2 separate regions of the Homo sapiens genome follow, and region 1 is linked to region 2. A link is a contact called in ENCODE Hi-C or POLR2A ChIA-PET data. All regions are on one chromosome and are shown on one strand. Each heading gives the region's core, a stretch centred on a gene start or an enhancer-like site at or near the end of the contact. The rest is flanking DNA. Distances are from core to core; before and after follow the strand shown. Region 1 has its middle 20 kb from the start of CYP1B1. Region 2 has its middle 17 kb from the start of PIRAT1.

Evidence for each region. A loop is a pair of places that touch in the nucleus more often than their neighbours do. ChIA-PET counts read pairs that join two places held with the same protein, here RNA polymerase II (POLR2A). Pooled maps may share reads with other maps.
Region 1: a pooled map shows a loop between it and region 2 (2.7-fold over the local background). The contact joins two enhancer-like sites. A Hi-C loop is called at or near these places in 1 of 37 single-sample maps with no recorded cell type and 2 of 50 pooled maps. POLR2A ChIA-PET finds 5 or more read pairs at or near these places in 4 of 52 experiments (GM10248, OCI-LY7, T-cell and 1 more).

Annotation. Positions count from the first base shown.
Region 1 is chr2:38,094,920-38,098,093 of GRCh38, forward strand. No RefSeq gene overlaps it. Among named protein-coding and RNA genes, the nearest start is that of CYP1B1, 20 kb to the left of the region's middle. Within about 2 kb of position 1,457, at least 13 of the 41 ENCODE cell types and tissues checked have a DNase peak (open chromatin) inside an H3K27ac peak, as active enhancers do.
Region 2 is chr2:37,891,533-37,895,074 of GRCh38, forward strand. No RefSeq gene overlaps it. Among named protein-coding and RNA genes, the nearest start is that of PIRAT1, 17 kb to the left of the region's middle. Within about 2 kb of position 1,384, at least 6 of the 41 ENCODE cell types and tissues checked have a DNase peak (open chromatin) inside an H3K27ac peak, as active enhancers do.

The DNA.
Region 1 (3,174 bases), core at 207-2,706, 200 kb after region 2:
GTGTGTGTGTGTGTGTGTGAATGTCTCTTCATCCAAGAAAAATCTAAATGGGCTATTGTCTTGGCGTAGGAAGTAGGTGAGGGTGCGGTGGATTTCAGAAAAAATAATGTCCCAGTTACTGATTTTAAGAGAATAGCCCTGAGACAAGTGTGGGCGCATTGAAACACCACTGCAACCCTCTAAACTATTGCAGAGTTGCCACCACCAGGTGTCTGGCTAGAAAGATGTCATCTTCCCAAGACAGCTACCTGCCCAGATGATGTACCTTAGCCCCAGGAAGGAGGAGGAAGAAGAGGCAGACAGAATGATGCCCAAACCCCTGCGGCCCGGAGACGAGGTAGTGCCTGAGTCAGGAAGCTGGGAGAGCCCAGCTCAGTGGAAGAGGCATGTGGATCCTGGTTAGGTGTGAAGCCAGGAGGGCTTCTTAGCCACAGCCTGAAATCGAAGCCCAGGATCGAGCCACAGTCTGAAATTTTTGGATCGCAGCTCTGCCAATTAAACCAATGGTAACAATAATAATGTACTGTCATATATGTAAGAACTGCCATATATGGAGCATTTTGAGCCAGGCAATGTGCCAAGCACTTGACAGAAATCATTTCATTAATCCCACACAGCCAACCCTTTGAGATAACCATTGCCCTCATCCCTTTTTTACAGACAAATAAAGCAAGGCAGGAAGAGTTGGAATTATCAATCAAGGTCACACACACTATGTTGGTTGAGCTGAAATTTGAATTCAGTTCCGCCGGGCTGCAAAAACTCTCTGCTGCTTCCCAGCTGCACCAGCTAGGCAAACTCCTGCCAGAGGAAATCTCACAGTTGGAGTGCAGTAGGCATAGATTTCTCCTACTTAACTGGGGGGAGGCTGTAGTCACAGCGAAGGGAATATTATTGTGTCCCATGGGAAGAAACATGAAGACGGAGTGGACGCTTCATTCCTACTCCAATCAGCCATCTGGAGGGTTCAGGGCTGAACTGTAGTGGGGGCATCACAAAACTTAGGGAGGTGAGGAGCCTCCCTTAGGGAGGTGACAGCCTGAGTACATGGCCCCCAAGCTTTCAGATCCCTTCCTGCACCCCTCCCCACCTAGCTCTGCACTTGGCATTGTTGCTACTAGCCAGGAAGTCTGAGATCTGCGCAAACCCCGCCCTTCCCCGCCGCCCCCGTAAGCACTACCGTCCCTTCAAAGTTCAGACGTGGGGTCCTTTGGAGCCCTGCTCCCTAGAGGGTCGCCTGGCACATGGCCACCTCCACATCCCGCCCCTTCTGAGCTCAGCCTCCCAGAGGTGTGAACTTCTTACAAACACACACTATCACCCAATTCCCTGGAAAAACAAACAGGACAATTGTGTGAAAATTCCATTCTAAGGCATCCTCCCTTCTCTGTAACCAGAGGCTCCAAGGAGTTCAGCATAGCACGAGCTTTTAATTTGCGTGCAGACAAGCACAAAAGGCACAACCGGATATACCTGTTATTTCCCAATGACCTGAGAGCCCGAAGTTTATGTTAAGCCTTGGGTTATGGCACAGCTTGCACGCAAGGCCCTGCAGCTCCTGCAGGCAATTGAGAGGTGGTGGTGTACAGGACAGAGGAACAACTCTGAAGTGACAGCACATAATTTAATTCCCCCTAAGCTTTCCAAGCATGCAGACTGTTCCTTTTTTGTCAGCGTATAACCTAAGTGATTTGTTCTACTCAGGCAAGAAATGTCTAATTTAAACCACATTGCAGCTAAGCCCTTAGTGAAGAAGGAGAACTCCTTGAGGCTTAGCCGTGCGTGGTTAGGCTGGTGGTAGCTGAGGCAAAGCAGACCTCTTTCAGCCCCTGTATTTCTTACTCAGGTCATGACTGGAGATACGTGGGTTGGGGGGCTCTAATCACCACACTCACTCTTCTGTCTCACACTTCATCCCTCGTGAATGGGTTTAGTTTTAGTAAGAATGTTTACAGGAGAGTGTTGGCTACATGTCCCCAACATCCCGGGTTTGAGTCCCATCTGAGCCACCAGGAGTTGGGTGACTTCAGGGAAACCTCTTAAACTCTAACCATTGTTTTTTCTTCTCTGAGAAACAGGACAAATCGGTAGTGGGGGTGCACAGATTGGCACATTTTCGTGGCAAGCGATCTGGCTTAGGAAGCAAGAGATCTGTGCTCCAGCCTAGCTTTGTTCCCAACTAGCAGTGGATTTGCAGCAAGGAACTTTTCTCTGGGCCTCAATTTCCTCATCTGTAAAATAAGCAGGCTGGATGAAATGGTCTTTGAAGTTCCTTCAGCTATAAAATACTATGTATGTCTTAAATCACTTGGAGTTTGACAAAATAATAGTTATAATAATTTTAATTATTATTGTGATTTCTTCCTACAATCCCAAAGATTTCACTAGCCATGCAAATCTTTTAAAATTCTTCTTTAAAAGTACTTTTCTTGGCCTTACTGACATGAAGCAAAGAAGGATTCTAGGCCCCCAGATGGTAGGATTTGGGGTAGACATTCTGTGTCTGTCTCATTCCCCATGGAATTATCAAATTTCCCCCCTAGCCACGCCAGACTGCTAAATGGTCTCTAAGTATAGCCTACATTTCAAGGCTGTTTCCTCAGCCAAAAATGCCCCTTCTCCTTGTCTGCTGTGAAACTCCCTTCCTTTTACCCTCCTCTTTCCATTATGGGACAGTTTTCTCTTCTGGGCTCCCTTGAGCACTTCACACTATTATTCCATTGACTTCATGCTGTTATTTTTGGTTTTGTATTCAATATATCTTTGCTCAACTAGACCCTCAGGAACTCTGTCATCTGTACCACCCAGCCTCTCCTTCCCAGCCTTCCCCAGCACCTGGTACACATTCATGGAAGAATTAACTTTTGAACCCTGTGGATTTCATCACAATAGGATAAGAATGCTGCATGGGTTTAGGATAGACGTTCACAATCTGAGATGAGCAGTGCTAGCCCCAGTCCCCAAAGGAAACCTAGTTAGGGTGGTGATTAGAGACATTTTGAACAATTACTTCAGGAAAGGATCAAATTCATTGAAAAGCTGCTTATCTTAGTGAAAATGTTGTAACTGTGGAAAGACATAAAAGACAAAATGTTCATAACTGTATCCTTGGAAGTGCCTTTCTTTAAAGAATAGGAATCATCTCACCAAAGTATTTGAAGAAGAATGTGTGTG
Region 2 (3,542 bases), core at 134-2,633:
ATTCCACAACACCAGGGCTGTTGTGAGACAGATGAACGCTTAAGACCAGGACCCAGTTGGACACACTCAGTACCTACTGCTTTCTCACCCCCATTCTCCTTTCTATTCCATTTCGCTTTCTCTTCCTCGATCTGTCAGGGTTTCTAATCCTGACAATGAGCTTGAAATGGTCAGGTTTACTCAGAGAAAAAAAAACAAAACAGGCAATTGGTATCACTCAAAGAAGAGCCTAGACCAGGTCTCAGGGGCAGATTCCAAGTATGTAGAGTCCCCACTCACTCGCCTTACCTCTGTCCGCAGCTCAGACGCCGTGTGAATCCTAAATTTAGACCCTGCTATAACATGTGGCTACTGACCTCCAGAAAGGCTCCTCCCCAGAAAGTCATAACCCACCCAAGGGAAGGCAGTGCAGTATAATGATTAAAAATATGAATTTGGAATGATAATTTCATTGGAATCTCTGTTTGCTTATATGTTGGGTGGGCTTGGGCCACTTATTTTTACATCTCTAAACCTCAACTCCCTCATCTGTAAAATGGGCTAATGATATTTAACTCACAGATTGTTGTGATTATCAAATGAGACACTGCATTTTTAAAATGCTTATCACATTTCATAACTAGGAAGCACTTAACAGACACCGTCATTATTCGTTATGAAGTCCAGACTTTGTAGGACTCAAAGGACTCTATCTCAGGGGTGGAATCATCTGGAGCCCTGGCACCATCGGTTGCCCAAGGCTCCTTTCTGAACAGCCAGGTCCCTGGGAATTCTCTAGGGAATGAAGTTGGACTTCATTCAAACTTCATTCTTCTTCTTCGAACTCCACCATGATTCTGGCCTAGAGGCTCTGACCTCCCGCCCAGAGATCACACTGCCTCTCCTCAGTCTCATCCTGTCAATCAAGTCGACTACGGGACCTGCTCAGTCAGGAGCGTGCACTCCACTTTCTCTTCTATTCTCCTGCTGGCTTCCTCTCCTCCACCACCCCTTTCCTCTCACTTACTTTCAGCTGCCAAGAATAAGATACTGTTTTACCCACATCTATCTACTGTCACTCAGTCGGGGACTGGGGCTTCCTGAATCAGCACAACTTTTTCTAATTAGGTTTGCCATAGTTGCATGCTTCAAATGTAGTGGTTGAATTCCTCAAAGAAACTCTTCAGGAGGAAGGAAGGGTGTGGCAGATTATGCCACCCCAAAATATGCCACTTTGGCGTGTTAAAAAAAAAAAAAAAACCACTTCAGCAGAATTAAATTTAAGGGAGTTTAATTGAGCAATGAACAATTCACAAATTGGGCAGCCAACTCAGAGAGACTCCAGGAGTGCCTTGTGGTCAGAACAAATTTATAGACAAAAAAAAAGTAAAGTGACATATAGAAATAGGAAGTGAGAAACAGCCTGACTAGCTACAGCTTGGCGTTTGCCTTATTTGAACACAAGTTGAACACTCAGCAGTGTATGAGTGGTTGAAGTATGGCTGCTGGGATTGGCCAAGACTCAGTGACTGTTACAGGTGCATACTCCTAGTTAGGTTTTCAGTCTCGTCTACCAGTTAAGCTAGGTTGCAGTTCATCCACAAGGACTCAAATATAGAAGTACAGAGTCCTTCTCAGGCCATATTTAGTTTGCTTTAACAGACGTAAGGATTATTCTGAGCTGATGATAATTAAGAAGTGGACAGAAGAAAAACTCTGCTCTCCTTTTTTCTTCCAGGAAGGGCAGGACAGTTCTTGGTCCCCTGAGACAACCGTAGATCCTATATCCCACACACTAGACCAGAGGAACAAACTTGACCAACCAGCCCTTACCGTCCATGAGTTTCCCATTTATCTTCCCACAACTTGCTACCCCATGAAGTCCAGAGTGCTTTTCCTTTCTCTTGTTAATTCTCTACAAAAGTATTGGGTTTTTTTGTTAAGATGTTATATAAGCCCAAGTTCTAACAATCCCTTTGAGTTACTCATCTCTAGGTACCTCCATGTGTATGTGTGACACATGCTAATAAACTTCTGTTTGTGTTTCTCTGGTGAAGGTGCTTTTTTGTTAGTCTAATATACAGGGCCTCAGTGGGAGAACCTAAGATGGCTAGAGGGACAAGATTTGCTTTCCTCCCCTATAAAAGCAACCCAGGGGTGGGTAGGAGGAAGAGGCAGGTAGTGCTCTGTTAGGAAGTTCTCTGTGCACAAGTTCAGCATCCCTAGAAGGCCTCTACTCCTACCCTCAGTCCTGCTTTGTTTATTCAATGCTTTCTTCCTCCTGTCCTCCCAAGTCAAGTATCTGCGTAAGGCTACCTCCTACTTGAAGTTAGCAACCCCTGGGCTGCTGACATGGCCCATTCCTACAAATGATGGCATTGATTAGAATTCACACTCAAAGCAAATTTTGCCTGATTTATTGGAGAAGTTTCCTTAAATCCTCCTTCTGTTCTATGTCCTCTAGGCCATTGAGCCTGGAGTGTCATTGAGAGTACTGTGAGCAATCTTGCCTTGCAGTTAACCACTTAATAAACTCTTTATTCATAAGTAGATGTTGGGGGAAAAGGATAACTTCACAGTAATCACATAAGGACTGGATTATGGCCCCAGCTCCACACTCATTGGCTACGTGATCTTTGTAAGTCATTTTCCCCTCCCTGGGTTCCTCATCTGCCAAATGCGAAAGCTGGGCTGGATGGGTAAGAGCCCTCTTCCAGCTCCGATGTTTCAACATCAGGTTCGCCCGCACACTAGAAACTCAGATTTGCACTGCGCTTCTGAGAAGCTCCAGTCCAGTCATTCAGACAGTCTGATTTATCCCTCGATACCACTTCAAGGGTAGGTTCTTGACTTATCTAAAACTCAGATACCAGAGGATGACTTACTTGAGGTTACAAAGTAAATCACTGTCAGAGGCCAAAACAGCAACTCAGCCTTTCCAACCAGCTTTCCTCCATCAAGACAGCCCAAGGAGAAAACAACCCTCAATGCCACCCCCATACTGGATAACTTTGTATCCATGCAAAACTCCTTTTAACTGACATTTTAACTTTCAAAATTGTGTGTATGTAAACATGTAGCCCATCACCATTCAAAACTCTCCTTTAACTGGTACGAAAGAGCATTTGAAAATTGTAATGAAACTGTATCTGTCAGCTTTTTATTTCCATTTAAAAAATGAAAAACAAGACAAAAAAAAAACAACTAGAAACTGCAGTTTAGATACACAGCCCACACACCGAGCAGGCCCCGATGGCACTGATTCAGTGTGGGGTGGTTAGTAATTGGCAGCTCTTCATTTTAGAAGCTGCATGTGTTATACACAAAGCTCGCTGGTACAGGAATCAACACTGGCTCAGCCCCTAGTATCAAATCCTCAAAGGCCACTCAGACTCCCAGAAGGGAAAAACCCTGAAAGCCAACATTTTTTCCCAAGGCAACACTATATTATCTTTGACATTCTGTTCCCTTGTCTAAGAAAAGAGAATCCAATTCTTCCTGCTTTCCCAGAGCAGTATTTGAACTGTTAGAAGCAATACTTGTTTCTTATTTTCTTCTATCAA